Regions from separate parts of the Homo sapiens genome. Here all the other regions are linked to region 4. Evidence: chromatin loops called from intact Hi-C (ENCODE). Cell type or tissue: heart left ventricle. All regions are shown on one strand. Each heading gives the region's core, and the rest is flanking DNA. Links, peaks and the distances in the headings are about the cores only. Region 1 overlaps LOC124906307 (a long non-coding RNA gene). Region 2 overlaps KCNMB2 (potassium calcium-activated channel subfamily M regulatory beta subunit 2). Region 3 overlaps KCNMB2 (potassium calcium-activated channel subfamily M regulatory beta subunit 2). Region 4 holds the start of KCNMB2 (potassium calcium-activated channel subfamily M regulatory beta subunit 2). Region 5 overlaps LINC01014 (long intergenic non-protein coding RNA 1014).

The links. A loop is a pair of places that touch in the nucleus more often than their neighbours do. Peaks named below come from ENCODE experiments on the same cell type or tissue, not always from the same donor. Only the 100,000 strongest peaks of a DNase experiment are listed, where the experiment ranks them.
Region 1: a loop joins it to region 4, with 2.4 times the contacts of the local background. A loop is called at or near these places in 4 of 110 quality-filtered maps.
Region 2: it touches region 4 in a loop (2.0-fold over the local background); 4 of 110 quality-filtered maps call a loop at or near these places.
Region 3: it touches region 4 in a loop (2.1-fold over the local background); 4 of 110 quality-filtered maps call a loop at or near these places.
Region 5: it touches region 4 in a loop (2.1-fold over the local background); 4 of 110 quality-filtered maps call a loop at or near these places.

Annotation. Positions count from the first base shown.
Region 1 is chr3:178,963,666-178,969,908 of GRCh38, reverse strand. It overlaps LOC124906307 (a long non-coding RNA gene), which reads left to right. Exons shown (of 3, transcript XR_007096179.1): 2 at 4,413-4,464. Among named protein-coding and RNA genes, the nearest start is that of ZMAT3, 110 kb to the left of the region's middle. In heart left ventricle, for the core only: CTCF peaks have their summits at 2,944 and 3,146 (motif pointing right); no DNase peak of the experiment used is centred there; H3K4me3 peaks cover 1,005 bases; H3K27ac peaks cover 214 bases.
Region 2 is chr3:178,671,255-178,677,497 of GRCh38, reverse strand. All of the region lies in intron 1 of KCNMB2 (potassium calcium-activated channel subfamily M regulatory beta subunit 2), which reads right to left. The region is part of intron 5 of KCNMB2-AS1 (KCNMB2 antisense RNA 1); the gene reads left to right. Among named protein-coding and RNA genes, the nearest start is that of KCNMB2, 140 kb to the right of the region's middle. RefSeq lists an enhancer at 164-273. In heart left ventricle, for the core only: no CTCF peak of the experiment used is centred there; no DNase peak of the experiment used is centred there; H3K27ac peaks cover 434 bases.
Region 3 is chr3:178,661,885-178,668,127 of GRCh38, reverse strand. All of the region lies in intron 1 of KCNMB2 (potassium calcium-activated channel subfamily M regulatory beta subunit 2), which reads right to left. All of the region lies in intron 5 of KCNMB2-AS1 (KCNMB2 antisense RNA 1), which reads left to right. Among named protein-coding and RNA genes, the nearest start is that of KCNMB2, 130 kb to the right of the region's middle. In heart left ventricle, for the core only: no CTCF peak of the experiment used is centred there; no DNase peak of the experiment used is centred there; H3K27ac peaks cover 904 bases.
Region 4 is chr3:178,532,266-178,538,508 of GRCh38, reverse strand. It overlaps KCNMB2 (potassium calcium-activated channel subfamily M regulatory beta subunit 2), which reads right to left and starts at 2,073. Exons shown (of 5, transcript NM_181361.3): 1 at 1,798-2,073. The region is part of intron 5 of KCNMB2-AS1 (KCNMB2 antisense RNA 1); the gene reads left to right. RefSeq lists an enhancer at 1,443-1,512. In heart left ventricle, for the core only: no CTCF peak of the experiment used is centred there; no DNase peak of the experiment used is centred there; H3K4me3 peaks cover 1,858 bases.
Region 5 is chr3:178,451,821-178,458,063 of GRCh38, reverse strand. LINC01014 (long intergenic non-protein coding RNA 1014) reads right to left here. Exons shown (of 3, transcript NR_046786.1): 2 at 1,290-1,450; 3 at 759-970. Among named protein-coding and RNA genes, the nearest start is that of LINC01014, 36 kb to the right of the region's middle. In heart left ventricle, for the core only: no CTCF peak of the experiment used is centred there; a DNase peak (open chromatin) is centred at 3,083; H3K27ac peaks cover 2,073 bases.

The DNA.
Region 1 (6,243 bases), core at 772-5,771, 430 kb before region 4:
TCTCTTGTTAAGCCTTGGTAGCCAGACTTTCTGTTTGGAAGTGCCTTTTCAGATAAGACCTAAATCTCCCTTGATATATGGAGCCTCCTAGAGCCAATCTGTCTTTCCAAAGCTGAATATGAAAAGTTTCCAGGCACTGCCACGTTATTGATGACTTCCATTACCCTTTGACGACTTAAATGACAGCCCTGCTGGGGAGAAAAACAAACACAATGGAGCTTCTCTTTCTTCTCCATTTTGCAATCGTACACACTCTTCAGTCTTCTACTTTACTTTTGAAAAATGTCTGTAGTCACTTCTGTCTACTCTTTCACTTCTGAAATGATTTTGAAATTGTTTTTTTTGAGTAAACATCTGAACTCAGGGGCCCGGGACTACTGTTGGTTGGCCCAATTGACAGCCATTAATTTAGTGAACCTCTTATTCATTTCATCTATGTCCATGAAAATTACCAGCAAGTTCAGGGTCAGGAGGGTGTGTAAGCATTCATACACAGTGTGTATGTGTGTCTGTGTTGTGTTTGGTGTGTGATAGAGAACTGATTGATAACAATCGGCCCTATGATCCTCCCCTTTCTGGGTGTCCTAGAAGATGGGCTAAGGGTATGATGAGAGAGGGGTGTTGAGCTTTCCAAGTTAATGCTGTAAGTATTTATTAGAGGGGTAGATTATGGAAGAGGATAGAGTCCATATTTAGCTAGCGTCTTCAAAGAGGAACTGATACCTTCAAGTGAAAGAAAATGTGCATGTTGCCTTATAGAGGCGTTCTTCCTGGCAGGTGACATGCTGTGGCTTTTTATAGAAATGCCTAAATGTCTCAATTATTCTTGCTTTATTTAAATTTTTTCTTTCTTAAAAATAGGATAAATAATAACAGTGACTGCTTATTACAGAAGAAGGTGATTAACTAATGAATTTAAACTTACTTGAAGTTTCTGGAGAAGACTGCTTTGGAAGAAAAAGGCCTATTAGTGTTAAAACTATTAATTATCTTCTAAATAATAATTGTTTATAGATGATTATCAGTGAATTCTAGGACTTGAGCCTCTCTTCCCCCATTTAAAAAATTAAATACATATGTGCAGATTAAATATCTATGTCTTTCATACGCAGCTATCAATTTTGGAGTCCTTGTTGGGACTGGAGGTCAATAGGAGTCACCTTCTTATGGTTTTACATTACCTCTGACATTGCAGATAAATTCACAGTCAAGGAAGTGCTTTTGCAGAAGTTTTCTTAGGTCTTGCAGAAACCTAGTGAAGAACGGTGAGGATTAGCCATGGGGGTTTGGAGTTTGCCACTCCGTGACTCTGCCATTCAATGAGCTCAAGCCTCTGGTCCTGACTCATCTTGTCTGTGCTTCTCCCATCATCCCTCTGCCCCTGCCTGTGGAGAGGTTGGGGTCTGCTTTGCGCCATTGTCTCCTCACTCCCAAGTCTTATCCGTGGTGACTGGGTCTATGCCGGAGAGGAGGAGTCCTCTCATTTGAACTGTGGCATCTTAAGGCTCTATGTGACTATTTTGCAAATGTTCTTAATGATAGGTTTAGAGTTTTCTTTCTTTTCTCTTCCTATACCCTTTCCTCTTCATTTCCTATAGGGCAAAAAGAGTGAAGATAGTAAAGAGTGAATCCTATAGATTTGATTATTTTCCATTAATAATCCAACAGAGTGTGTGGCACATGGTAGATGTTCAATAGACAGCTGATAAATTAATGAATGAATAACCACACTCATATCCACACTGGAAGGTGGTGTATATGGTTGTAGAGTGTGAGCTCTGGAGTCAGACTACCTGGGTTTGAATTTCAGATTTAGTAGCTAGGAGACTTTAGGCAGGTTACTTAGTTTCTCTGCCTCAGTTTTCTTATCTGTAAAGTAGGGATAAAATTCTCTCTCTTGAATTTCTTGTGAAGAGTAAATGAGTTAGTAAGTAATAAGGGCTAAGAATAGTGCCTAATACATATTAAGTACTCAATAAATGCTATTAAAGTATATTTCCATATGTAATCTCATTTTATCCTAACAACTATTTGGTGACATAAATGAGACAGGTATTTCTGGACCTAATAGCTGAGGAATCTCAGGTTCACAGGACTGCTAAGCAGTAGAGGGATGTCTAACATTCATTCTGATTCCAAGGTCTGATTTTTCTAGATTGAAGTTATTTGTTTAGTTTTGAAGGTGATTAAAAGACATTTAAAAAGAAAAGCAATTAGCTTTGATTTCAGTAAAGGTTATGGGTCTTGTAAAAGGTCAAAATCACTTTCTGTGGTTGAATGAGATGAAAAGAGGTTGAATGAAGTAACAAAGATAAGAACTGGTGCTACAGAAATAATGAGTCGTTATCAAAACACCTCAGTGTCTCGGGGAAGAGCGAAAGAAGCACTTTGGAATAACCAAGAGAAAGAATTAATCAATCTGATTTAAAACTGAATAATACCTTCTTTATTTTTCAGTGTTAGCACTGAGCTTTTGCTGAAAATTCACTTTGCTCTAAAATGGCCTAATTTTTCCTTTTAATTTGCATTTCCTTCCTGCCCAGATGCGACTGGCAGCAGCCCAGTGGTAGTTCCACTAAAGCAACTGTGCTACAGCACCTCAATTTGGATCTCAGAGCTGTCCTTTTACATTTGCTTCTTTGCATAATTTGTCAAACTTTGTAAGTTGCACAGCAAAATTCTGCCAATAAAGAACAGGAAGTTTGGGTCATCCTTCTGGGTTTACTGTTTTATATTTGTTTTTTCAGCAACTGGAGTCAAGCTCTGGTGAAAGTATTAACACATTAGCAGTTTGGAATTGCGCTCAAGGCTTCTGTTCAATGAATATGAAAAAACTGAGCAACAAGGAGACTTGGGCACATTATTTATACATTTGGTGAGCTCATTCACTCGCCCAGGGAAATCAGGCAGCACAGCCGCCAGCCCAAGGTTAATTTTGTTTTCTTCTCAGCCAGGAACAGGGTGTGCTATTACACAGAGAGAAATGAGGACTTTTTAATTGGCAAAGAGGAACTTCTGCTGCATAAAGAGGTATTCCAATCACTGGAGGTCAACAGAAATTCTTTCAGATTTTAAAATCTTGCTGTGTTCAAAGTTTAATGCAAAATCCTTCAAATTGCTAGTATTCAAAAACCCTGCATTAACTGTTTAGAAACAGAAGAGGGCACCTCATCATTCCTTATGCCAAATTTATTTATTTATTTTTTTAAGCGTGAACAGGAAACTGGCTTGCGAATGAAAATGAAAAACCACTTCCTTTTCCTAATGAATGAATGAAAAGATTCTGTTAATATTTTTAAAAGCTTAACTATGAGTAGAAAAGCTGTATTCACTTTCTAGTTTCAAGAGACCTCAGAGTTTAAGTTGGAGACTAGCCATAAAAAGTTTAATTCTATTATAAAGTGGCTGTCAAATACAATGCATTTAGATTTTAAACCAAGAGCCGCCTGGATATCCTTCTTTTCTATTGGCTAGGTAACCAGTTAATTAGGGTAACTCCTCCTTTCTTCTTCTCCTCATGTTTGAATCCCAGTTTTTCTCAGAATTAAATCTTTCTAAGCATCAGTGAATCTTTTAAATTTTATGCAAAATGTGTTTGTGTATTTTTCTAGAGGAAGTTTGGAGTTTTAATCAAATTATCTACCCTTTCCTGGGTTAAAACTCCAGGAAGTTTCCATGTTTAATTCTACCTTATGCTAATTGAGATTTTACTCTATATTCTGTCATAATAAATACTATTAGAATAAAAACCTTAGGACTTTTCTAATAATTTAAACCATAACTGTTATGGAATGTAGCAACAAACCTTTTGATTGTCTTTGATATTCTTTGTATTAAGTTTTAGACAGAGTCAAAAGGAAACTTTTCAGTCTAACCTAATCACTTTAATTACTGGTCCTAGAGGGTAGCACTGATTTGTCCTGGGTTACACGAGCAGTGAGCATGAGAATTCAGAAGTAATAGACCGGTCTTTTACCTTTACATTCTTTTAGTCTATATTCTTTTCTCTGAGTCATGCTTGGTTGAAAATTTGCACTGATTCATACATTTATGGAATCCTTATATTGCTCTGCTCACACATATGAGTTGCTTTTTTTTTTTAAGAGTTGAGGGTCTCACTATGTTGCCCAGGCTGGAGTACACTGACTATTCACAGGTGAGTTCATCGCTCACTGCAGCCTTGAACTCTTGGTTTGAAGTGAGCCTCCCTCCTTAGCCTCCTGAATAGCTGAGACTATAAGCACATGCCACCATACCTGGCTTCTGTGTTGTTTTGTGTTTTATACTTTGGTAGATAGTTTTATTCTCTAAGTGAACAGTTTAAAAGCAGCAAAATGCATGTTGTTTCTTTTCCAAGTTGTCTTTGTATGTAAGTTCCCCTGATAAGCATTATGTCTTGTTCACGTCTCCAGGTCTCTTCTTCAGCCCTTGGACACAGTGTCATCCCTATTGGAGTCAATAAAGGTATGGCATGACATATGTATTCTGGGGATAGACTATTTTCACAAAGGACAGTTGTCAATTTCATTAACACTGTACCATACAGGAGTGTTTCTAGGGGGCAGTTGCTTTCTTATAATAATAATAGCAAACATGTATATAGTGTTTACTACTTACAAGACTGGGAAACACACAAACCAACAGACTGTTCTGTCCTACTATACTCTCAGCACAGAATATTTTTGTGGCCAGATGTGTACGGGTCTTTACACATATTTCAAGCAGCTCTCCAGCAGATATCAACTGGGTCTTCCACAATTCAATTCGATTTTGACACTGTCTACCTGAATAGCCCTTACAAGTTGAAGGCTCAGTCCCATACGACTGCTCTCATTTCAGACGCCAATCTCAAGTCTGGGCCCCCCATATTTCTGACTGACCAGCAATAAATTGGAGGTTCCCATGACCCCCTCTCAGGTTCAGTAATTTGCTAGAATGGCTCACAGAACTCAGGGAAACACTTTGCTTACAATTACCCATTTATTATAAAGGGCAGCACTCAAGGACAGCCAGATGGAAGAGATGCACAGGCTGAGTAGAGACGTGAGGGGCATCCCATCCTCCCAGCTCCTCTACACATTCAGCAACTGTGAAGCTTGTCAAATCTTGTTCGACAGCTTTGGAGAGCTTAATCTCTAGACCCCACTCCATTTCCTGGAGGTTGGTCAACAAGGCTGAAAGTTCCAACCCTCTAATCCCTTAATCACTTGGTCTTTCTGGGGACTGGCCCCATCCTGAGGTTATCTAGGGTTATCTAACTCACCTCATTAGCATGAACTCACGTGTTATTATAAAGGGGATCATTATGAATAATGAAAGACGTTCCTATCACTCAGGACTTCCAAAAATTTCAGAAGCCCTGCAACAAAAACTAGGAACAAAGACCAAATATATTTCTTATTATATCACACAAGCACTATTCTGGGCACTTAATTTCACTCTCAAACGACCCTATAATGTGGATACTATTATTATCTGCCTTTTATAGATAGAACAATAGAATCTCAGAGACATTAAGTAATTTACCAAAGATCACAAAATCCGTAGGTAGTGTAGGAGTGAAGGGAACGCTTCATCTCTGTCCACTGAGGATTTGCTGAAAATGAGCTGATAAAAGGCAGATTAATAGAAGAAAAAGGCATATAAAATGTATTCAACATGCATAAACACAGAAGCTACACACAAAATATGAGACTTAAGGAGGAGTCAGATGTTTGATTTTTAAATGTTGTCTTCATAGAGGAGAGATGTATGGACATAGAAGGCAGACATTATTTTGTAAATGATTCTCTTTGGAAGCTGGATGACAAGGTTCCAGGACGGAGAGGGGCAGAACTTCACAAGAACAAAGGTTGTCTTATTATGAAGATAAAGTCCCCAGGTAGTCTCTCAGAGCTGTCCTCAAAATAATATATGAAAAGTCTGTCTGGTTGTAATCATGACCCCGTCTCTTCTCCAGTGGTTAATCTTTCCTGGTTATTTGATGAGATTCCTAGGTAAGAGGTCTTAAGAAAATTGCATTGTCTTAAGAAGGAAAATTTGTTAGTCAGATAAAGAAATTCCAAAGAGGGTCCCTCTTAGTTCTTTGGGAAAGAGGATCAGAGGCCTAAGGAGGCAGGGGTCAGAGGGAGGGGGCTGGAGGTAGAAGGTTAGAGAGAACTTAAGGCTGCTTCTCCCGGCCAGCATGTCAAACCACCATATTTTGGGGCATCGCTTTTTGAACCCTAACAGTGGCAAAGTGAG
Region 2 (6,243 bases), core at 566-5,565, 140 kb before region 4:
TGGGCCAGCACAGAGGGCTGACGATGAAGAGAGCTGTCTGCGTCAGGTGGGGACTTCCCACGTGCCCAGGCTTATCTGTGTGAGTCCCTCCTCATGTCTTCTTGTCTCTTGTCCTTTACATGACCCATATTCATCATTTCTTTGGTTGTTCACAGTCTAAAATTGTCCTCCATGTACATACCCTCCTTATGGTGTCTGGTGTTTTCGTTAGGAAAAGAGATATAAATATGTAGAGGTTAGGAGGAAATCTCTGAGTCAGGAAGCCCTCTGTCAACTGAGGTCAGCGTGGGGAGTTTGATGTTCCACTCCCAGAGTTGTGGCAAGTGCTTTTGTTTTAGCTGGTTTTACTTATATTAACTGAGGCAAAGTTTACACCATGAGGAAATGAAAGTTGGGCTGAAGAAGACTTTGCTTCAATTGCAGGTGGAGTCATTCTCTCTTTCGCTGTGGTGAGGCGAGCAGGGCCCAGAATAGGGACCACTGGCTCTGGGCTCTGACTGCTGTTTGAGGTTGGCCACTCCTATGGCCTAGGGTGGTCTGTTCACCTTCTCCCAGGCTCCATTTCCTCATCTGACACGGGGATTAGGCCTTCCACACTCTAGTGAGGGCTCAGTGAGGTAATGCAGCAGAAAGCGTTTCGTAACGTTAAAATGCTAAACAAATGGAAGGGTTTGTCTCTCCCTAGTATGGAAAGGTCAGGAATAAGTGAGTGTCAGGCAAAACATGAGAAAGTTGTGTAGCATGCAAGTATATTGACTCTGCTACCTAAAGTCCGTGTGCCAGGCTATAAAGACTACTGTAAGGACATTTGCTGTGAGAGGTTACTTTACCTCCAAGTGGCTTATTTTCTGCCTCTTTATGGATTATCGTTACCTGGGTGACAATAAAAAAACTCAAGCTTAGGGCTCAGTGGCCTTCTTGGGAGGCAGGAGGTGGTAAAATTCAAACCCAGGATGCTCCCTTGTAGAGCCACTAAGGTGTGCTTGGAGAGAATGGTGGAGCTGGAGGAGAAAAATGGCTGAGGAGGATGTGAAGACGGACTTTGGATGTTAGGGGAGAGGAGAGTGGTGAAGGTCCCTCCTGACAGTCCCAGCCCTGCACTGTCCCTCTCCATCTGTGTCAGTATCTCCACATGTCTGTCAGTCAGTTCACCTCTCTGTCTGCCAAGGATTAGACTGTAGCTCTAACCATGGAGTGAAGCCTTTATCATTCGTGCCCACTGAGTTAGTCTTGTCACTCATGCTCTGGTGTGCGTCCAGGCTCTGAGACTGGACTTATGCCCTGGGTGGCCTCCAGTTCTTTACTGGGGCCTTAGCACTGCTATGATGCCAGCCTACTCCCTTTTCCAGGCCTGGGTGCTTTCTCTAAACCCTAGCTTCAGCTTCAGCCTAGTATTAGAGGCGTAACATGGGCTTGGGGTCATAGATACTTGAGTTTGAATACTGACCCTATCTCATACTAGCTGGGAGATTTTAGGCAAGCTGATTAACCTTTCTGAGCCTCAGTATTCTCATCTTCAGAGTGCGGGTAATAAGTATTTTGAACAATTATGAGATAATGTTGATAAAGTATCTAACAGACCCAACACAGAATATGTTGTTTAGAACTGGTTGATATTATTAAGGTTATTGCACAGGGGGAGAAACTTTGGGAAGAAGCATGTTTCTCTCTGTCTGACAGGAGGCCAGAGACTCCTCTAGCCACCGGCTCTAGCATTTTAGATACCAATCCTCATTTTGTAATGATGCTGTCAGCCCTCTAATTTATACTCTGATCTCTATTATGGCTATTCTGTTCTCTTGCCCCTAGAAGTTTCTAGAGAAGAGCAGATAGTTCCACTTTTAGATGTGCATTTCCAAGAAAACATGTGAACATTGATCAAAGATTTTTCATATTTATTGAAGAAAACTTTTTTTTTAATGTCTAAGGAAAAAGTGGTCAGATGCTAACTTGCACTCTTTACTTACCCAGGCTTGCCCTTGATCAGGTTTTGCCCTGAGTCCACCCCGAGCAGGTGTGTCAGCAGTTCTGACACTAACAGAAATCCAGCCCTGCGGGAAAGCTGGCAGTTCATCCCTCTAAACTGAACATCACCTCACTCTCTTGAAATGCCCTCAGAAACACGGTAACTGGTACTTAGCTTGATGCAAGTTAGAGGAATAAGATCCTTTGTTTCAAACCTCATCAAGTTCTGCAAGTCTTGGCTGATGTTTACTATTCAGTAATTTAAATACACCAGGCTTTTCACAAATGCTTATTAAGAGGCTTGTTAGGCTTTTAAATACTGAATAGCTTGTATAATAGGACATGACAAAGGTTGAATTAAAAATGAATCAAAATTATATTTTAAAACTATATTATCTTTCATTCAACATTTACAGACATTTACTGAATCCCTACCATGTGCTGGATATGGTGCTGAGGATTAAAAGCAATAAGACTATTTCTGTCCTTGTGAAGCTTGCCGTCTATTTTAACAATTAGCAGAGGACATAATAGGAAGTGCAGGAGCTGCAATTATAATTTTATGGTCAGAGAAAGTCTTGCTGAGAATTTGAGAGGGAACCACATGGCATTCTGGGAGAAGAACATTCTAGGCAAAGAGAATAAAGCCCTCTTTCTGGAACAATGTCCAGTTTGTTCCAGCAATGGCAAGGGGGCCATTGTGGCTGAACTGGGCCAAGCAAGGGGAGAGCAGTGGAAGAGCTCAGATTGTGGTGGCCAGATGGTGATGGGACTGGGAGGCCATTGCAAACATTGGCTTCTATTATGAGAGAGGTGGGTTTCAAGAAGGGGGAAACCATGATCTGGCTTGCCTGTTAGGCTCACCGAGACTGCTTTGTTGGAAATAGACCATGATGGGGTTGCTAGGGAAGGTAGAAGCAGGGAGACCTGAGATAATTGATGTGAGAGATAAAGGTAGCTTGGATTAATGTGGCAGAAGTAGTGGTGTCAGATTCTGGATCTATTTTGAAGGTAAAGTCTATCAAATGTACTGATGGATTAGATGTAGGGAATGAGAGAGAGAGGAGCCAAGGATGTCTTCTAGACTTTCATCTTGAGCAACTAAGTTACCATTAATGGTGAAGACATGAGTGTAGGTGAAATAGGCTTGGAGGAACCAGATATTTAACTTAACATGCTAAGCTAAAGATATATATATATATGACATCTAAGTGGAGATGCTGAGTAGAAAGCTAGAGTGGAGTCCAGAGTAGAAATATAAAAAGTTGTGAGTTTACAAAAGGTATTTAGAGCCATGGCACTAGATAAGGTCATCCAAGGAGTGAGTGTAGAAAGAGAAGAGAAGAGGTAGAAGAGATGAGGAGTAAAACAGAGGAGAGTGAAAGAGAGTGGCCAGTGGGGTAAAAAAAAAATCAGAAGATCATGGCATTCTGGAAGCAAGGCAAGAAAGTAATTGATGGATGAAGAGGGGACAGAGTCAATGGTGTCAAATGTTTCTGAGATATAAAGAAAAGGAGGCCTAGGAATTGATATTTCGTTTAACAAGTAGAGGTTTAGTAAACATGATTAAAACGATTGGTAGAGTGGTTAGTAAACTTTATTAAAACATGTGGGCAAAAGTCTAATTGAAATGAATTTAAGAAAGAAGGGGAAAGAAAGAATTGGTGAGAGTGTAGGCAGAGGCTTGTTAGGCTTTTACAGATGAGGACCTTACTTTAATGAGAAGCAGACCTTAAAGGGCCTTACTGAAATGAAAAGCAGAAAAATGAGGCAGTTCCTCTAGGGAAGTGAAATCAAGAAAAGATTCTTGAAAGACTGGAGAATTAGCCTGAGGCTGCCTTTAGGCTGATGGTAAAGTTTCCATAGAGAAGAAAAATTTAATCATACAGTGTTGGAGCACTGTCTTGGGTGGGCATGGGCTCCAGTGCAAAGTGAAGGGGTTGCTCTCCCACACGTGTCCTGACAGTTCATCTATAGTAAGAGGAGGGAAGGTGAAATTTATAGGCACAGATGCTGGTAAATGGGTAAGTGTGACGGTGGGAGCTTGAAGGAGTTCTCTTAAGGTTGCTTCTATTTTTTTTCAGTAAAATAAGAATTAAGGTCATTAGCTGAGAGTGAAGATATGGGAATAGAAACCAGAGACGTAAGAAATAATGAGATATGAATAGAAGAATATTGCATTTGGTAATAGACTAGGAAAGTATATTAATAATATATTTTCCCTTAGGCCCACTTGAGGTTTATGGACATGAATAAAAAGTGAGACTCCTTCCATTGTCGTATGCTTGTGTCCAGCCATAATAAACTGAAGGGTACAAGCACAGATTAAGTGGAGAGTTGAATTTAACTAGGGTTGAGGTTTTTCTGAATGATTGTAATGAAGTATAAGAGGGGCAAGAGAATTGAGAGTGCATGCAAGGGAGGGATACAAATAATTGGGTATGCACTTTAAGCTGGGTAAGAGAGAAGGAAAAATAAGGAGGCAAGGGACAATAAAAGAATAGTATGATCAATGAGTTGTGGCTCTTTGGGCCATCAATGGTTTTTGGTAATGTGTAAGAGCAAATGAACTGGAGATACAGAAAGTGGTGGTCAGAAAATGGGATGCTTCAAATTTAGATTACAGGTGTTTTGCAGGTTTGGAGGACAAGCCTGGAGGTATGACCCTGGAAGTGAGTGGCTGAGATAGGAAGATGGACAATATCACTAGAGGAGAGCGGTTTTGGAAATGAAAAGGCCAGAGTTTTGGAAGTCTCATCTTGCAGACACTGAAGTCACTACGAATTTAAAGAACTTCCCTAGTAAAAATATTGAAGACATTAGCTTAGGATGTACCATCAGCTTCCTCAAATCAAATGTTCATGGGCACATTTCTCTGTGGGTGTATGAAGTCACGAAGTCAGTGTTAGCATAGACCCTTGTGAATGTTCGGTGCCTCTCCGCTGCATTTCCATAAGCAAACTTTATCTCCTCTAGGCTATCAGTTACACAGCAGTCATCTTTTTAATCTGCTTTCTTTATCCAACTACAAGCTCTTTAAGGACATGGATGTACTATTAGTCATAGGAACCTTAAAGGCTGGCACAGTGCTCAATAGATATTTGTTACTTACAGTGGTTGAGAACACTGATTCTGAAGTCTGAAAGACCTAGGTTGTAATTCCAGCTGCCTCTTATTAGCTAAATACTTCTGGAAAAGACACTTATGGCCATTTCCTTGTCTGTAAGATGGGGACATTACCCCCTACTACCTCCTGCACCCCTCACAGGGGTGTGGTAAGGAATCCATGTGACAAGGCTTTACATAGAAGGTGATCAGTAGAGTCCTGGAACGTAGAAAATGCTTTATAAATTTTAAATACTGAATCATGAAGGCAATAAAACTTCATGCTTGTGTTATTTCCAGGGTGCCAGACTTCCACATCAGCCAGTCCTGTGCTACAGTCCTTCAGAGAAAAAGGGTGTTAGGAGGAAGCTGACTCTCCAAGAGTCTCCAGTAGTTTGGTAACATGCCCAGTGAGAGATGATGAAAGAATGTTATTACTAGAAAAGATTTCATGAGTTCTCTTAGCCAAAGGTGTGCACCTCTCTGTGTGCACAGCCCAGGAAATGCAGTGTCCCTGTTTCCATAGTTACCCAACGAACTGAAAAGTGTTGCTAGTTCCAGCCTCTATGTTGTCAATGATTACATTATTGTATTACATGTTGATTAAGCTAGAGCACATAGATATGATAAATACTCATTTATAAGCACAAAAACTACTGTTTCAGAAAAGTGCACTTAAGGAACTGTTCTTAGGCTCTTTGTTTTCAGGGAAGCAAGGACAGACAGCAGAGCAGGGTGACGTGGCCTGAAATGCACGCTGTCTAATGCAATGCAGCCTTTCTCTGCTCTCTGTTAAGCCCCTCAACCTTTTGACTGACCAGAAAACTGTGCTGTGGATCATCAATTTCACCTTCTCTCTGTATTCTGTATTTTCTCTCTAAGCTCAGAGCTTGCCGCTCTGAGACACTGGGGGCTGAGATAATGAGTCTAGACTGCTCATTTGCTCTGCCAGGCAGATGGGAGCACCTGTCATGTGTGGGCAGACTGCCTCTCTAGAGGTTGGGCAGTAGTGGTGTGTTTGGACCCTCTTTCTAGTTCCAAATGCCACAAGGTTACACAATTAAGGGAGAGTTTGAATCAAAACATCTTATGTCAACCTCAAAGCAACTGAAAAGTGGTTTTTCTTGTAGTTTAGTGGAATTATCCCTGAATTGGAAACTTTAATCAGAGCAA
Region 3 (6,243 bases), core at 427-5,426, 130 kb before region 4:
GGGTGAATAGACAACTGAGCTTGCAAATTCAAAGAAGGATCTTTGTCTTATTAATGAGTTCTCTTCTGGATGTTTATAAGTAAGTTTAACCCAGCATGACTGATCCATGTATAATATTGTTTTTATGTAAAAAGAGATACGTACTCCCTCTGCTTAAAAACTCATGGGGGCAAGAGAGGACCATCCTCACAGTAATTATTCGCCCCCAGCCAACCACCCACTGTGGACTGTTTGTCTGTCAGCCTTGGCCAACCAGAAACCCTGAGGTAGGGGAAGAAATAGAAGTTTGGACAGGAAAGCCGATACTCAAGAGTGGGGCTTTAGGGGGCAGAGTCCTGGATGGTAGAGGTTTGATGGGAGAGGTGGGTTGTATTAGTTTACTAGGTCTGCCAGGCTAAACAGCAGAAATTAATTGTTTTGAACATTCCAGAGGCTGGAAATCCAAGATCAAGGTGTCAGCAGGATTGGTTTCTTCTAAAGCCTCTTTTTTTTGGCTGTAAATTGAGGCCACCTTCTCACTGTGTCCTCATATGGTGTCTTAGTCTGTTTTGTGCTGCTACAACAAAATGCCTGAGTAGTTTATAAGAAATGAAAATGTGATTTCTCACGGTTGTAGAGGCTGGGAAGTCTAAGATCAAGGCATCAGCATTTGGCGTCTTGGGAGGGCCTTCTTGGTGTGTCCTCACAAGGTGGAAGGTAGAAGGGAAAGTGAGCTAAATGATGTGTGAAGCCTTTTTTATGAGGGTCATAACCCCTTTCATGAGGAAGGAATCCTTATAGCCTACTTACTTCTTAAAGGCCTTGACTTCCTAGGCCTTGACTATCACATTGGCCCCATCTAAACTTTGGAGGGGACACATTCAAACAATAGCACATGGTCTTCTCTGTGTGTCTGTGTCTTAATTTCCTCTTTTTATAAGGATACCAATCAGATTGGAATAGGCCTATCCTAATAACCTCATTTTAACTTAGTTACTTCTTTCGTGACTCTAAGTACACTTGACCCCCCATGTCCATGGATTAAAAATGTTTGAAAAAAATAAAATAAATATAACAATAAAAACAATACAAATCAAAAAGAATACAATGAAAAACCATTTATGTAGCATTTACATTGTATTAAGTATTATAAGTAATCTAGTGGTGATTTAAAATATCTGGGAAAACTTGTGTAGGTTATGTGCAAATACTACATCATTTTATGTAAGGAACTTGAACATCTGAAGAGTTTCGTATCTGTAGGGGGTCCTGGGACAAATCCCTGCTCAATCACATTCTAAGGTACTGCAAGTTAGGACTTTGTTGTATGAACTTTGGATGGGGGGATACAATTAAGTTGTTAACAGGGTGGTAATTGGGACAGCAATGGCTGCTCACAGGAAACGCTGGAGAGCAGGAGCTATTCCTTGCCTTGGCATTTTTCACAGTGCCTTGTTCATGGTGGGCATTTAACAGATCTTTTTGGAATTAAATGACAGACTCTACTTAGAAGTGAAATAAGATTTTCAACATGCAAGCTTTCCCTCTTGGCCTTTATTTCATATGCGAGTTTTATCAGCATTTTGTTGACATACTGATTTAAATAATTTTAGAAAACACCACGCAGAATCAAGGATCGAGGCCTTTCATTGTACACCCTTCCTCTGGATTGGCAATAGCTACAATTTTTGGTAGGTTTATTTCATTAATTTTAAATTCAACTAACTATATTACCATGCAGGTCACATGCCTCTACAAAGATGTTTTGTTATGTGTTTATTTTACCAAGTGTATTCATGGATTTTTTACATGCTTATCACTAAACTGATCCCTAAAAAATGATTTGAGGTGGCCCTTAAAATTTAGACACAGTATTTCTATTGCATTGTCTTCATCTATCTCTTTCATGACCCTCTTGCAAATGTAAGTAGTGTTGATCTGCTGATCTTACTTGTTCTCAGTGAACCATGCTGGTGTCTAGTAAATGTCATGCTCTTAAGTGTTCACAAACCATGTTTTAAGTAACCTTTTCAGAACATTTACACCTACTTCCCTGGTCTGCTGCTCTCCAATGACACACACACATCTACATTGAATAGACAAGTAGAGCTAAAGTGTAGAGGCCTCCAAAGTTGCCTCATGTGACCAGTAAAGCCACATCATACATACTTATCAGCATTAGCTGGAGGCGTAATAGAAAGGCTTAACGGGGATGCTATTCTTGGACAACCCCACTTGGCAGGATTTGTGCTGATGAAAAGTTGCTAGGAATAGTTCTGAGATTTGAGACTGGTCACTTGTATGGTCTTAGTATCACCATTTATTATTCTCCTGGCATTATATTACATATTTATTTGTTCACACATTCGTGAGTATCTCATTCTGGAAGATAAACTGTACGAGGATAGAAACTTTGCCTGTCTTGTGTGCTGCTCTATTGCCAACCATCAGAGCAGTTCCTGATATTAAGCAGGTGACAGATTCTCTGAGGATAAACTTGCTCATATGTCAGATTATAATACCAATATTTGTTATGCCTAATCTCAAAGTCATTGAAAACAACTAAAGAGGCATAAAGGCAATTTGTATAGTGCAAAGTAGCTTGTAAAGATAAATTAAGCAGTTATAAATATATGTGGTTTTGAAACACTATAAAGAAACACTATGTAATAAAATGTTACGTAAGGACTTCAGACTTGATGGAGTAAAAACCTTTAAAAAAAACAGTTTATTTGCTGGGTTGCCAGCTCAGTATTTTTAAAAAGTTTATCATTTTTTAAACAATGTTGAATTTGTTTAGAGAAATCTAAAAGAAAACAAAATTATATTTGAAAGCAAAAATTGTTGAAATTACAGATAGCACATGAACCTCTCTTCTCTTGTTAATAAACTCTTTTAAAAGTGTGACTTCTCTCTCAAATGAATCCTGTCTATGAGAAATGTCCTCTGGTGGAACCTTAAAGGTTGATCAGAATTCCTAGAAGCTCTTTGTTTAAATAATCACATGAAAAGATTCCTCTTAAACTTGTCTGTCAGCAAACAAATGCCACAAAGCAGAATGAATTTTACACCTTTTGGGAGTCCATTAATTTACTTTCAGTGGCATCAAGTAATAAAAACTCTTATAGCAAGGTCACAGTTCCATTTTATATCAAACAACTATCCTTTCTCATGTATGATACATGAAGCACATTTCTTGCTCAGGGCAAAATGTTTTATTAAAATTATTTCCTTTGTTCTTTTGTATAGATCGTCCTTTGTGACAAGAAAAATTATCTTCACAATATATCTCTTTAGGACTTCACTGTATGATTATAATTATGTCAATAGAACTTCATCTAATGCTACTTTTTTATTTTCTTTAAGAAGGATGCCATTATTTACGTGAAAATGAAATTTTTCCCTTCCTCCCTCCTTCTCTCCCTTCCTTTCTTCCTTCTTCCCATTCTTCCTTCCTTCGTCTCTCCTTTCTTTTAACTGTGGGAGATTTATAAAAAGAGATGTAGAAAAAAATGAATCTTTCAGATACAGGGATGCCTTTCTTAATCCTCTGGGTACAAAGAATGACTGATAATTATAGATTTTACAGAGCAAACAAGCCAATCTTCATAATCTCCTCCTTACACCATCACAAGTATATTCTCTAGCCAAAATTGATGAAAAGAAAAAAAAGTATATAATAGTGTAGCAAAGAGGAGTGCATGCCCAGGTTGTTTGACTTTAGAATCATCCCCTCTGTCATTCAGACTTAGATTTTTATAGCCTTTCACCCAGATTACTGTAAAAGCCTCTCAATTGTTCTCCCTCTTATCTCTGCTTTCTCCAACCTATCTTTCCCTCTGTTGACTGAGAAATGTTTCTAAAATTCCAATCTAATCATGTCATTTGTTCTCTACTTTTATTAAAATTTTAATCTTGACCCTCCTCCTCCATTGTGGACATTTACAATTTACAGGGCTAGCTGCAGTGAGTTCCTGCAGGTCCCAGTGTACCACATGAAACTTCTCTGAATGAGGATGAGCATTCCTGTTCTCCCTAACCATCAGGAGGTAAAAGTGCTATGTAAACGGAAAAATGCCAAGTCTAAAGACATTAAAAAGAACAGTAACCCTTGAACACCCCGACTCTTTCTTTTCCCTCCCCTCTAGATGGTTAGAAGGACTAGTTTTTCTTCTTTTGTGAGGTCTTGTATGTTTCATTGCCATAACTCTTTCAAACTTGTGCCACAGTCTCTAGATTAGTCTTCTTGCCACCAGTGTTTCAGCTACAGTACTTCTTTCACATCAGTTTAACACCCTTAAAACACTCCTTTGCACCATGCTAAGATAGCTTCAGAAGCTTCCAGATGCCTATAGGGAAAGCCCAGATGAATGAGTTTTATATTCATTTTGAAAGTTCTGTGCTAATAGTAAAGTGTTATACAAAATGAGGTAATACTGTTGTCTTTTAATGCATTGGTATCATTTTGGTATCAGCTAGGTCCCTAGAGAGCAGCTATGTAAAGTTCAATCTTTCTAGTAGTACAAATGACTTAAGGAATGAAAACATAATCTGTCTTCAATTTGTACTTTGCTAAGCCTACCCTGAGACTCAAGGGATTTTGTAAGTCAGAAAGAAATCATTTGGAGATGAGATTAGGAATATCTTTGCTGTTTCATAAGGTGGCAGTTTAAGAGTTAAAAGAGAAACCGACATCATGTAGAAAACATTATGGGAATTTTTCTTGGAGGCAAGTGTGATGTCATGGTTAAGAGCATGGGATATGAATTTACAGTTCTTCAGTTCAAACTTGGAACACTTTTATATTCTGGGTAACATATCTTATTACTACAGTGACTCTCAAAGAATCATGCCTATTGTATGTATACCCTTGTTGAGCTCTCTCCACATTAACCCTAGGTTTGGGACATTGGTAATGTGACTCAAGCAGAGGCTTAAAGAGTGCTTATTCACTGAGGCTTGCCCTTTCTTACTCCTTCCTGGGAACCCATTTGGCAACAAGTGAAGAAACCTAGGCCAGCCTCCTTGAAGATGAGGGACCAACGGAGAGAGAGGCTCTGCTGTCCTAGCCCTCCCACAGAATAAGTAAGCCTAGCCAACACCACGTGGAGCAGAGATGAACCATCTCAGTTGAGCCCAGCCCAAATTGCTGACCAAAAGAATTGGGAACAAATAAATAATTATTGTTTTAAGCTACTGTGTTTCTGGGTGGTTTTGTATATAATAGTAGCTACCTGATACATTGGATGACCCAATTACTGAACTTCTCTTAGGCCTGTTTTATCACGTGCAAATGGGGATAATTTTAGTAATTTGGGGTTGCTGTGAAGACAGTGAGATAATCCATTTAGAGATCTTAGCATAAGTAATGAATAAATATTAGTTATAATTATATTTTATATCAGGAATTATTATAATTAAAAATCATTAAATTAGTAGTGAAATAGTGTAATTTTTTCATATTTGTTATTTCATACTCACACTTCCTCTGTGAGATATTATTATCCACAATTTATATTTGAACAAGTGGAAATTAAATGATATCCTTGACAAGCAAATGTTTTCTAAGCCTGGGCTCTTTGCACCATGTAATAGATGATACAAGCTCTTGTCCTTTTTATACCACAGAAAAGGTATAAGACCATAATGGTGTGAATTTTGTATATAGTCTTCATCCTTGGTCATATTTTATAACCCAAAATGATCTGTATCATTGTTTACATCATATTTATCTTGCATTTTATGTGTCTCTAAGCTACCTCAAATCGTTTTTCAAAACTTTTTTGAGGCATTAGAAAAAGACTATAAAATTTATATAAATATTGCCCAAGTAATGACATGGCTCCTTGAATAGTTTTTGATGTTGGATAAAGCTGAGTAAATGAGAACTTGTGAAGAGAAATTGCAAAGAAAACAGTTTAGCAAAGGGTATTCTACTTTTAGGATTATCTTTGAGAATAAAAATTTATTTCTGTGGCTATGCGATAATTTCAATACTTTAGCATATAAACACCTGTGCTTATAATTGTGAAAACAATATTTATTCACATCTAGAGTTAGTACCTATGGAATATTCTGTGTGGCCTTAGTCATACCATTTCTGAGATGAATATCATAGCAGATTGTTTAATTTCTAGTTAAATTTCAATGCCATCTATTGTCTCCTTGATTCATCTAATTTCTCTGAGCTTTTGTTTCCTCATCTGTAAAATGGGATAATAACAGCCACCTTATCCTGTTGTGAGGACTATAGATCTAGTAGTG
Region 4 (6,243 bases), core at 516-5,515:
ACCCTTAATGAAATTAATGAAAATAATAGAAATAATATCGATTTGTAAACCTCTAACAACAGTAAGTAAAATGTATGTGTGTATTTTTGTTTGTGTATTTTGAGCTCTCTCTTTCTATACATGCATTCTTGACTGGTCAGTTGGCTGGAGAAGGGACTTCACAAGGTCAAGGGCACACATTTCACTGGTAACATAGAAGCAGAAAACGATGTCATAGCTATCAAATGCACCAAGAATTCCATACAGTCATTTCGTGGACATGTGGTCTGGTCACGTAAAGACCAGCCAAGAGAGTTCGGCTGGTTCAGTAAAATCCACCACACTGTTAGGAAAAACAAACAGGAAACTGTAACATAGATGCCATCTACTATGGGGCAATGATTTCAACTTTGTATGTGGATTACAGTATATATATAGAAGCTCACAAATACACAAACTCAACTGCATCAGAGAAGAGCAAAAGCCCTATTTATCCTTAATTGCAGTATTTAGCTGAAAACAAACATACTCTAATCATCTTCCAATTTTATTTCTAGTTAATTCTGCATTAGTATGGAAGTTTTAGATGCATTTGAAGAATATTGCATTCTTTTATAAATTTATAATTATTTCACATATCTGCCATTCGTTATAACCAATCTATGCCTCAGAATACAGAGTTTTTCAGAATATAAAGCAACATCTTTACAGCTCGGAGTTTGTGAAGTCCACTGGGGAAACAACACAACAGCACTGAGAAATTCACTTACTATGTTTCTGCCACTTCACATTGAGGGTCATATGCAATGACAAAGACTGAAATTTGCACCATAGATCAAGTTGAGAAAACACTGGTTTCTGATCATTGTACTTTTGCCTTAGAAATCTCAGCCTGTGATTTCCTGACATTTCCTTTTCTGATTGTGCTATACCGATCCCATATAAAGTACAAAGCAGTATAATAAGTTCCTCTGCAAATCTATTCATTATCGACTGGACTTTGGAACCCAACTGCCCCTCCCATCTTTGAAGGAGAATTGTGTTTTTATGCTGTTCATTTAAAAAACAAAACAAAACAGAAAGGTAAAATGTCAAGTCCATAACCTCTAACTAATCACCATTTCCATCTGCAGCCCCAGCAGTTGTTGAAAAGCAAGAGCAGGAACCGAGAGAAAGCCCCTTCTTTTAGTCGAAAACTCTTACTCTGCTTAGGAAAACCATGAACCCAAACAGTGTGGGTCAGCCTTTCAATATGCAAAACGGACGAAGGTACCCAATTTTCTTTTATAATGGATTACATAGGAAATAGTTCTTTGTCAGGGAAATTTGTCGTAATCTTCCAATTTCCCCTTTGAAAAATCAGACTCTGACCATCAAAACACATTGACTGTAGAAATAAAATAACAGGTTTCAAATCTTAAGGACAGCTTCCTCTTTATTTTTCTTGGACCTTTATGCCTTCCACCCACCAAAGTCTTCACTCGACCCTACCAGTACAGTAGCCCAGCCGGCACCACAGGTAAGAGGCAAAGTGTTTCCTTCGTGACCTCTAAGCATTCTACTCCACAGGAAAAGCAACGTGGAATGCACACTCAGCAAGCTGTAAGCCTGGAGCCAGTTTGTCCTGGAGGCATTTCTGCCATAAAACATAATACTGTCCACTGTGTTTTGCTCTAAGCAGAGCGTCTCCCACTCCCCTCTCCCTCCTCTTGCTGCTTCTCACTCCGCACCTGGCTGCAATTCACGATCCTCACGCCACAGAACAAACAAAAAGCATGAAACAGCAACAGATTCCTTTGTTTTACATGCAAATCCTACCTCCGGTAGTTGTCACATCTTCCTCAAAAGCCACGCTTAATTTTTAATGACAGCGATCCGGTGCAGTCCTCCAAATAGCCACCGGTAATCATCATTACCTCTTGTGCCTAAAGCCTTTGTGGACCATTAATGTCACAACCCTTTCTAACTCATAGCTTTAATACTCCCTGCTCAAAATGTCTGAAAGAGTTTGGAAGGACAATAGGAGTGACAGGCACGCTAGACAGCCATGCTTGAAATTAGTTATCTGGAGCTCCGTTAAAGCTGCTTCATACTGTTTTAAAGCGTGCAGGAGGTAGGATTTATTAGCCTATGATAGGCATGCTGTTTCTGTTTTTATTAAATACTGTAATAGGCTGTCTGTTAGCAATGCTGTGATAGGTCCAACATCACTTCCCCACTGCTTTCGAATTCTCATATTAAAAAGGGAGAGAGGGCTCACAGTCTTCCTTCCCAGACCGACATCGCCCTGCACTGGATCAGATTTCCAAATCCTCCTTAACTATAGGAGAGAGAGCCAAATAGATATTTTCTATATGGAAAGCGAACTTGGTAGTAAACACTCTAGGATTCTCCAAACAATTTTCTCACTCCCAGTAAGGGATTCCTGCTCTTCCCAGTTACAAAAATAAGTGTTCTCTGGAGTTAGGTATGAAAATCAATCCAAATAGGAAAAGTTCTCATTATTACTGAGATATGACTTAAGGTACACATGTACACAAAATCTCAAATTATAGATCAACTAGACTGAATGGATCATTCAGTGCATAAAGTGTTTATTTTATGCTGACTTACAAAGCTTTGTGTTTCAGGCTGAAGCAATCACATGCCATGCACAACTGTCAAACGGCAAGAATGAATGATGGATGGAAAGAATGGGAATGTGTACGTTATCTTGCTCCACTTTGGACAGTCATGATCATGGAAGATAGAAGAGGGATTTCTTAACATTGGTCAGAGAAGAGGGTATCAGTTAGCTGGAAGTGCTACTCTGAAAAGTTAAGTACCTTTGCAAGTAAGGAAGCGGAGAAAGTTCTTAATAGAACTACACAATTTATTCATTCTCTTCCGCATTTCCTTTCTTCCTGCTACTCCAGGAGCAATAGTATTGTAGTAGTTACTACGGAAACTAGATGGTGTGCTCCAGGGAAGGGCTTAAAGAGAGCAGCAGATGTAATATGGATGGACATGTATTATACTGGCCTATAGAACTAAAAATGAGTAGCAATTAACAAACAAAAACTGCTACAAACTACTACAACAAAATATTAGAGAGAATGATTATAAATCACCACTACTTAATTATTGGTAGTTTTGTAATCTAGAAATGCTCTAATGATCGGGTCATAGCATCCATTATTTTATTATATGTAATAACTGAATATCTGAATTGCTCAGATGTCTGATAAAGCAAAGACGCTGTTTCCTCTGCTCCTTTGTCCCTCCCTCCCTCCCTCCCTCTCTGTCTTCCTTCCTTCCTTCTTTCCTCCCTCCCTCTCTCCCTCCCTCCTTCCCTCTCTCCCTCTCTCTCTTTCTTTTCTTTTCCTCTCTCTCTCTCTCACTCTCTCTCTCTCTCACTCTCTCTCTCTCTTTCGAGACAGGGGTCCACTATGTTACCCAGGGTGTTCTCAAACCTTTCTTTTTCTAAACTCCTAGTTGTCAGTTTGAATATGCCCTAATGGTGTGTGAGTTTTAGTTGTTACTTGACTGGTTACAGTTTCTTCTCAGGAATAAAACGTGATTTAGAGGAAAACTGTCCTAGTATCACAAACCATAATTTTGTTCTCTTTGAGTATCCTTATAGTGGTTTTCCTGGGACAACCAAAGTCAGAAAATACTTATTGCAACTCAAATTAAAAAAAAAAAAAAATCTTTGCCCATTAAATTGGTAGGAAAAAGAGAAAAAGACTTTTTCAAATTTTCAGTTTTCCAAGTAGTAAAAGAAAAAAAATTCTTTTATGTTAAGAGTCCAAGACATTTCACTAGCCTCATGGTCATCCAAGAGGAACTATTTCTCACCAGCGTAATTAAATTTTCACAGTTGTGAGGAGTCCAGCGAATACAAAATTATTTTCTTTAGTACCTCAACTTCACAGTTTGTAATTGGAGTAACTGATACCACTGAAGTGTGAGTATAAAAACTCCGAAAAGAAATTGTTGAAAAACAATGCTTAAAGATTTTATGAAAATCCTGTCTTTTATAGGCAAGCAAATAATCCAAACATTTGTAATAGAAGAATTATTTCAGGGGAAAAGTATTTGTGATATTCTCTTTTAATAATAATGGGGCTGAGCACGGTGGCTCACGCCTGTAATCTCAGCACTTTGGGAGGCCGAGGCAGGCGGATCACCTGAGGTCGGGAGTTCGAGATCAGCCTGACCAACATGGAGAAACCCCGTCTCTACCAAAAATACAAAAAGTTAGTCGGGCATGGTGGTGTATGCATGTAATTCCAGCTACTCGGGAGGCTGAGGCAGGAGAATCACTTGAACTCGGGAGGTGGAGGTTGCAGTGAGCCGAGATCGTGCCATTGCACTCCAGCCTGGGCAACAAGAGCGAAACTCTGTCTCAAAAAAACAAAACAAAACAAAACAAAAAAAAAAAAAAAGGAAAAGTAATATTACAAATTATATCTCACAGTTATTTTTTCAAATGTAAGGAAGTGTTTAAATTATAACCTAAACACCACCACTATATGATTTAGAGAGAGAAAAGAAGAGAAAAGAAGAGAAGAGAAGAGAAGAAGAGAAGAGAATAGGAGAGGAGAAGAGAAGGGAGAAGAGGGGAGGGGAAGAAAGCAGAGAGGAGGGATCAGAAAAAATACCCCAGTCGTATACTTCCCTCCAATTTTTATCTGTGGCTAATTCAGAAAACAGTGGCTAAAAATACAAGAGATAAATGAATAAGATTTTGATAATGGGATAAAGCGAGAAGGTGGGCCTGGGGCAGGGATTGTTAGTGACGCTTTCTGGAGGCTCTGTTCCTGGAGGAGCAAAGAAAGCCCCTAACTCAGACCCATCTGAGAATAAAGGAGGTTTCTGGAAGGAGCAGTGTTCAGATGGGAATGGGGATGGAGCATAAGATGGTTTGTTGTGGTAGTGAAAGAGGAGCAGGAAATGAGGAAGGGACGCTGAAGGAGGAGAAAGAAGAGAAAAAGGAGAAAAGAGATTTATGAGGAAGGAAGGAAAGAATTTCTTGAGATAGCATGGTATTGGAAGAGGGCACAGGCTTTGAAATAAGGCAGCCTGACTTGGAAACAGTTCTGCTAGCCTGTTTCCAGTTCACTGTGTTCAAATGAAATGATAGCAATGGCTGTTCTAAGACTGCAGTGATGTGAATGAAAGGACATAATGTATGAGTGAAGCTCTTTACAAAGAGATGTACTGAAATAAATGTTAGTTATCACAGAGCAGGAAGAAAGAGGGAGATGCATGATTGAAGATGAGGAGAGGGCCACAATAGGAAAGAGAGGAGAAAAGGGATAGGAAGAAAAGGAAGCATGAAAAGAACCTCTCTAGGGGAGGTAGAAGAGAGAAAAATTTCTCCTGTTGAATCATATAAGATACAATCTCTTTCTTGCATTTGTTTTGTTTTCTGGATCACATTTCAATAGCTGTTCCTTTAGTTTTACCTCTATCATGAAGTTTCAGATAATAAAGTGTCTTTGAAGCTCATACCTTCTTCAACAAGAGAGAAACCTATGCTGAATTTGTTGAAAGCTTGTTCTACCATTTTGAAAACAGCTGATCGGAGGAGTGAATTTAGTAACTCTTAGCATTACTTTTCTGGATGGTTCCCCAGAGAGTGAAGTTTGGGCCGGCAGAAGGCAGGGACTGAAGTGATATTTCAGAGCTATATTACCAAACACATTCAGCAAGAATATTTTGTGCATCTGTAACTTGATAACATTTCAACAGCATCTGCTCCCTGAATGTACATCAGAGAACTTGTTCTGGAAAGAATTTGTGTGTGTTAACAAATATTAGGTTAAGAACTGGAGACTGGGGGAGAGTGGTGTGATCACACATACACAGAATTTGCAGTTTACGTGCACAGCCCGCCAGTGAAATGGTTTAATGAATGGAACAATGAATGCATAATTTCATTATGAGTCATCACTATTAAAATGAAAATTTGATAGATACATAACCAGAAAATGTAGCTATCTGTTACAGACACAAGTGCTAATTATATTTTGGAGTATATAATTTATGCTCTGAATAATACAGCAAGTAACTGCTTTTGCCCTATTATGACTATTTTTCCAGGAACAACAGGAAAGTTAGTTTAGACACTGCTTCCTTACTATTATATTTCTGTGAATGTTGAAGCTGACTCACTTTGAAGTGATCTACAGTTCCACATTAGGTGCATACAAAAGGCATTTTCTAGTATAAACTCAAATGCATAAACTTAGAAAGCAATTAAAGACAACAGTTGAAGAA
Region 5 (6,243 bases), core at 690-5,689, 81 kb after region 4:
TATAAATACAAGGGTGCTCATGGATAACTAACTTGTTGTAATGGGGAAAAGTTGGAAAAAAACTTAATATTCATTGATAGGGGAAATAAGGTAGGTTAATTTTGTATGACATTATATAGCTGTTAAAAGAATAAAAAAGATATGTATGATTCATGGAGGAATGTCCACAATACATTACTGAATTAAAAAGTTATGTCAAAGAACTGTATTTATCGCATTATGACATTTTTTCAAAAGCAAAAACACTATTAAACAGTTTATATTTAAATACACACACACACACACACATTGTACACAGAGAGAAAAATGACTGGAGAATTAACAAATTATTAATAGTAGGATGGGAATGGTGGTCATGGGAAAGGCATTTGCTTTTCATTTTGTCCTCGAGTATTTTTTAACTTATTTTTTACAAGCATGTATTAATCATTTACTTTTAAACAATTCTTTTAAGTTTAATCCATGTGCACAACTATCAAATAGTGTTAGTGTATAGGTTAGAACAGTGCCTAGCTCAAAGTAGCAATCAATAGTTACTATCTGAACAAATGATTTCTGAAAATCATTACTGTCTGTAAATAATTCAAACTTCTGCTCAAAAAGCCATTGTAAAAACCTTTTACTAAGACATTTTCTTATAAAAATTGCTAGCTTAATCTGGTTTTCTTGTGGCTTGTAAAAGCACTTTAATTCAGAGTTTGGTAATACACACTTAACTGTGTTAGCAGCATCTTTAAAACCAAGAGACTAATAGGAGTGCGATAGCAAAAAAGCTTTAATTACTGCAGAACCAGTGGCAGGAGAAGGAAACTGTCAGTTTTCACACCTCAGTGAAGGCTGTGCGAGGGTCTTGCAGGTTCAGATGTACGTGGTCAAGTGATAAATGGCAGGCTCTGGATTCGGTTGTGGTCTGAGCTCAGCATTGGGGCAGGAAACAAACAGTGCCTTCAGCACTTGTCTGACACCATCCCTGGCAGGAGACAAGTCCAGAAAGAGCTATGCACAGTCAATGATTTTCCTTTTCAGCCCTGTCTATCCTACAGCAGCTGGAGTAGCTGCTCTAGGAGGCTGTAATTGATAGCTTTGATTTACCGAAGAAAAATAACTGGGCAGTTATGTAGTCCAGGGACAAGCCCTTCTGAATGTGAAAACGGTGCCCTCTCAGTAACAAGGGACTGTTATTGATCTTTACACTGTCATTTCTGCTGTGAACCAACCTCGACCAAGTATGGGCTTCCCTCTGTGTATTCCTGTCCCTGATTTAGTCCCAGAACATTTTGGAAACTTACCAGGTCTGCATATCAGCTTAATATGTCCACCACATGCACTCTCTCTTTCATGGCCTCCCTTATGGACTGTGATTCCATTTGTGTTGTATGATTTTGCAATTGTGATTTGTTGTTTTGTATTGTTTTCAAGTTGTGTCAAGCACGCACATGTAGTTTCCCACCTTAGAAACAATTTGACAGAGGAAAGAAAGAAACTGTATTAAAGACAAGCAAAATGTTTCCTTTCTAAAACTCTTTTCACTGAATAACTGCCACTTCTCAGGAGTGTGAGTTTTGTTTTCATTTGTGTTTGTGAAGTAGAGAAAATATATTTGAAGGCACAGGCAAAGGAACTTGCCACGACCTTCAATTTTTTGAAAATCGTGTAATTTACATTAAATTTCTTAAAATTTTGCATTCTTTTCTATTATCTGTGTTTTTATTTGAATACAAAATTAATAATTAAAATTATTTAATGCAGAACTAAATAGGTCCTCCAGGAAGAGGGAGATTTCTCTTCTGTGGCTTCTGATTTTATGACCAGGCAGTACTGAGACAGCCAGGTGGGAGGGGGTCCTCAGAGAAACTCCAGCCAGCTTGCCCACTGAGGTGGAGCCTTATGAAGTTTACGATGTTTGTAGTAGGGAGGAGTCTGGCTCCTCCTCTTCCTGTGTGGAGCCTGGGATTTGAACAGTGGGTGTGAAGTGCTCTAGAAGGGACTCTGACCTAGCAAGAGTCCCTGTTTCCCCCTTTTCTTCCTCTTCACCCAATAAAACCCTGTCTCACTCATCATTCAAATTGTCTGTGAGCCTGAATTTTCATGGCTGTGGGACAAAGCACCCCATCTTTAACTGAATTAAGGAAAAGTCCTGCAACAGTGTGACCTAGAATGTGCACAATCCTGGAGATCTGGAGAAGCCAACAACATCCCTAATAGGAAAGCATTAACATGTTCATTTTAGTAACAAACAGAACCCCAGGAGTATTTCCCGAGTTCATGGACTAACACCTAACTCCAGATACAGCCATTCCCACAAGACCATGCTATGGAAATTCTCTTCTATTAATTTTGTTTCTTCTCTTTCATCCCTCTTAGCTTTACATTAAATAGAGTGTTTTTTTATATTAAGTATAACATGTGTTTAAAAATTATTAAATGGTAAGTTCTCTGGTAACTTATTTATTTTTTAAGAGCAGAGAAAGGGGTAGGATAAAGCAAAGGCTTTATCAAAAACCCTATACAAAATTTTGGAAGTGTGTAGTTACAGACCCCATACTGGGGCTGCATTCTTTCTCGCTGACATTTTTGGCAGAGTGACTGAGTGGCAAATCACCAGATCCAAGTTCTAACTTGTAATGCTACCAAATAATTTCCTGTGCATGGGGGAGTCATAAACTCTCTTATACCCTTCTATCACACATATTATTGAGGAAGTGAGGGCTGAAATCAGTGATCTTTGAGGTCTCCACACTGTTGTTTTACTCCAGTGGAAGATTCAATAGAGGATGGAGAAAATTCACACCCCCTAGCCTGGCCTTTTCATAATATTGCTTGGGCTGATTCAAGGGACAGTGCACTTTTTTTCAGCTAATGTTTTTACTTCACAGTAACACTATGATATGTATTCCATATTTTATTTTCTTCTTTCAATTTGTCTTGATGTCTACTGTTCTACTATAACTGTTTAAATGGAGAACAAGATTAGTTCATCTTTCATGAAGCTTCCAAATATGCTGGCGGGCCCATGTCTACTCTTTGGCTCCAGCTTCCCTCGACTGTCAGCTGCTCTGGCCATGCAGCAATCGTCATTCCCAGCTGCAGCAAGAGACCCAGTGGAGTGCTGGCCTGGCTCAGATGCAACCTACAGTGTTATTTTTATAATCTGGAAGTCCTAGGCAAAGAAAGCAACTCTTCTTCCGTCAGCTATTAGCTATTCCCTACTGTCCAAGATCCTGTGGTTCTTCAATGACTCAGAAGGCAGCAAAGTCTAATCTCTTGACCTTGCTATTCAGCTTCCTTCACTGTAGAGAAGGTGATTACAAAGGACCAACCATTTAATTAGCTTCTGGGGCCTACAGCTTGCAGTTTTACATTTCTCTTTCTCGTGATTGAATATTTTATTTAGTACTCTTTGGTAGAGCAAACACTGAGCCACTGCTAGCATTTCCTGGTGAATGATATGGGATTGGCTATCAAGACTTATTTATTTTAGAAGAAGGAGGTAAAAACTAATTGAAGTTTATCTGTTTTTACAAATGCAGAAAATTTCTAGGAAGCATTAGTAAGCTATCCAGTTCTATGCATTTTAGGTTTGGGTGCAAACTATTGAATTGTAATAATTAATTAGGCTCAGGAACAGCCATCTTTGGTTATGCTTTCTAAATCCTTTGGCTAAACTCTCTTAATCAATATTCACTTAAAAGTGTGGTGTGCTCCTCGACTCCATCCTTTCCCTTTCCCTAGCAATGTCCAATTATTTCAGGTGGAGGTAACTTTATTTTTCTAAATATCTTTAGTGTAAGTTTGCTTATAAATTCATCAAATATTTATTTAACAGTTACGGCAAGATATTTGAACATCTTATCAAAAAAGATCAATCAAATATAAATAAGAATATGAAAAGATGTTTAACATGACTAGTCTTCAGGGAAATGCAGACTAAAACCATAATGAGGTACTGCTGGATACCTATTATGCAAACTAAAACCATAATGAGGTACTGCTGGATACCTATTATGCAAACTAAAACCATAATGAGGTACTACTGGATACCTATTGGAATAACTTTAAAAAATGACAATCTCAAGTACATGAAAGGATGCAGAGTAACTTAAACTCTAATACATTGCTTTTGGAAAACAGTTTCCAGTAACTTATTAACTTATTAAGTTAATCATATGCTGATAATTGACTTATTAAGTTAATCATATGCTGATAATATGACCCAGTGCTTCTATTCTTAGGTATTTGCCCAAATGAAATAAAAATTATTTTGGAACAAACATATGGATGATTTATTTTCCATCAAACTAGAAACAACTCTAATATCTTTCCACTGGGGCCTGGATAAATGCTGGTATATTTGTACCACGGAATATTACTAAGGAAAAAACAGAAATGTACCACAGTACTGATACAACCACAATAAGGATGAACTTCAAACACACTATGATAAATGAAAGAAGCCAGACTCGAAAGGTTACATACTGTGTGTATGTGGTTGCCAGGGGCTGGAGTTGTGAGATTGACTATGAAAGGGCAACATGAAGAAATTTAGGGGGTGATGGAACTGTTCTATATCTTGATGGTGGTAGTGGTTACATTATGATATACAATTTTCAAAATTCACAAACAAGGTGAATTTTATTGTATGTAAATTACTCTTTAACAATAAAAGCAAAAATTATTGAACACCTGCTATGTGCTGTTGTTCCAGAAGTGAAAAGACAGACCAGGTTCTTGCTTCCTAGATCTTATATCCTTGTTCTGTGTTCACTCTTCTGTGTCCACAGTCAGCACTAAAGTCTATGTTCTTTTCGTCTTTTGCCTGCTCTAACCTTCTAAATTGATCCCCTTGTCTCCCAACTCTCCTCTTCTCCAATCCATTTTCAATAATGCTACCAAATGAATCTTTTTATGATGTCAACTTGATTATGCATCTTCCATGTGGCAGTGGATAGTTTCTATGATTTGTAGCCTTTTAGCTTCTTTGAAATACCTTTTCTGTGCTTGGAATTTCTCACATCAGGGTTTCCTAGATAGAAGCTAGAAATTCACTTTCCAGTCTCCCTTGCAGCTATGGTGCTGGCATACGACCTGGGCCAATCAGAAGAATATAAGCATGACTATGATTAGACAAAAAGCAATGGGAGGAAGGAGGTGCTGTGTGGAATTCATTTCTGTTGAGGGTGACAGGAATGGCTTTCTTAGAGTACTGGGGGAGGTTTTGCTGCCTAGTGCCCAGGGTCTTGATGTGACCGCTAGAGTATGTGCTCAGTGGTCTTTGCTGGAGTCTCTAAGTCTGGACTCACAGTCTCTGCCAGAGTGTCTCTGAACTACTTAATATTCTTTAATAAATTCTTCTTTTTCTCCTTAAGCTAGAGTGGTTACTGTTTTTCACTTACTTTGCCTCTGAATCTCAATAGATACACCTATGTATAAGCCTTCAAAGACTTCCCATCACCTTAGGAAAAAAATCAGTACTTTTAACTATGGCATCTAAGGCCTTCAACATAGAGTTCATACATACTTTCCAGTTTAAACTGTTCTCAATGTGCTCTATGTTTTAGTCACCCTAAACTTGCTGTTTGTCCAACACTTCATTCTCATTTATACCTTCATGCCTTTGCAGATGATGTTCCCTTTGTTTAGTATAAGTTTTCCTTTTTTCTCACCACTTTGTAACCCTCTCTTCATGTTGCCCTTATTTACCCTTCAATTCCATTCAAAATCTATCTCAAATACCACGAGCTCAAATGCCCTTTGTGAAGCCTTCCTTGATATCCTTAACATGGTCCCAGCGCCCAAGAGCTGTTTGCTTCCTCCTGTATCTGAGAACTTCTTGTATTGTATTATGATGTTTTGTTCATTTAGTCATTCATTCAATAATAATTATTGAGCAAATACCATGTGCCAGGCACAGAGCTAAAATCTGAATGATAAGTAGGAGTTAATTAGGTAAAAATGGAGTAGAGTGTGTTCCCACAGAGATCAGCATGGAAAGTGGGCAGGCAGCTCATGAAGAGTGTGAGCCTCCAAGTGAGGGCAAGTGTAGTGGCCAGGGCTGAGGAGCAGGTGTGCCCCCTTCAGTCTTCTGCAAGTCCTTTGAGGCAGGAGCCCAGTTTTACTCACCTTTGTGCCTCTAGTGAAGCCAATCAGGCATGGAGTTGACATTCAATGAAGGGTTATTGAATTAATAAATAAATCACCAGATCATGTCTCTCCCTAAAACATTTATTTGATGCTTGAACCAGA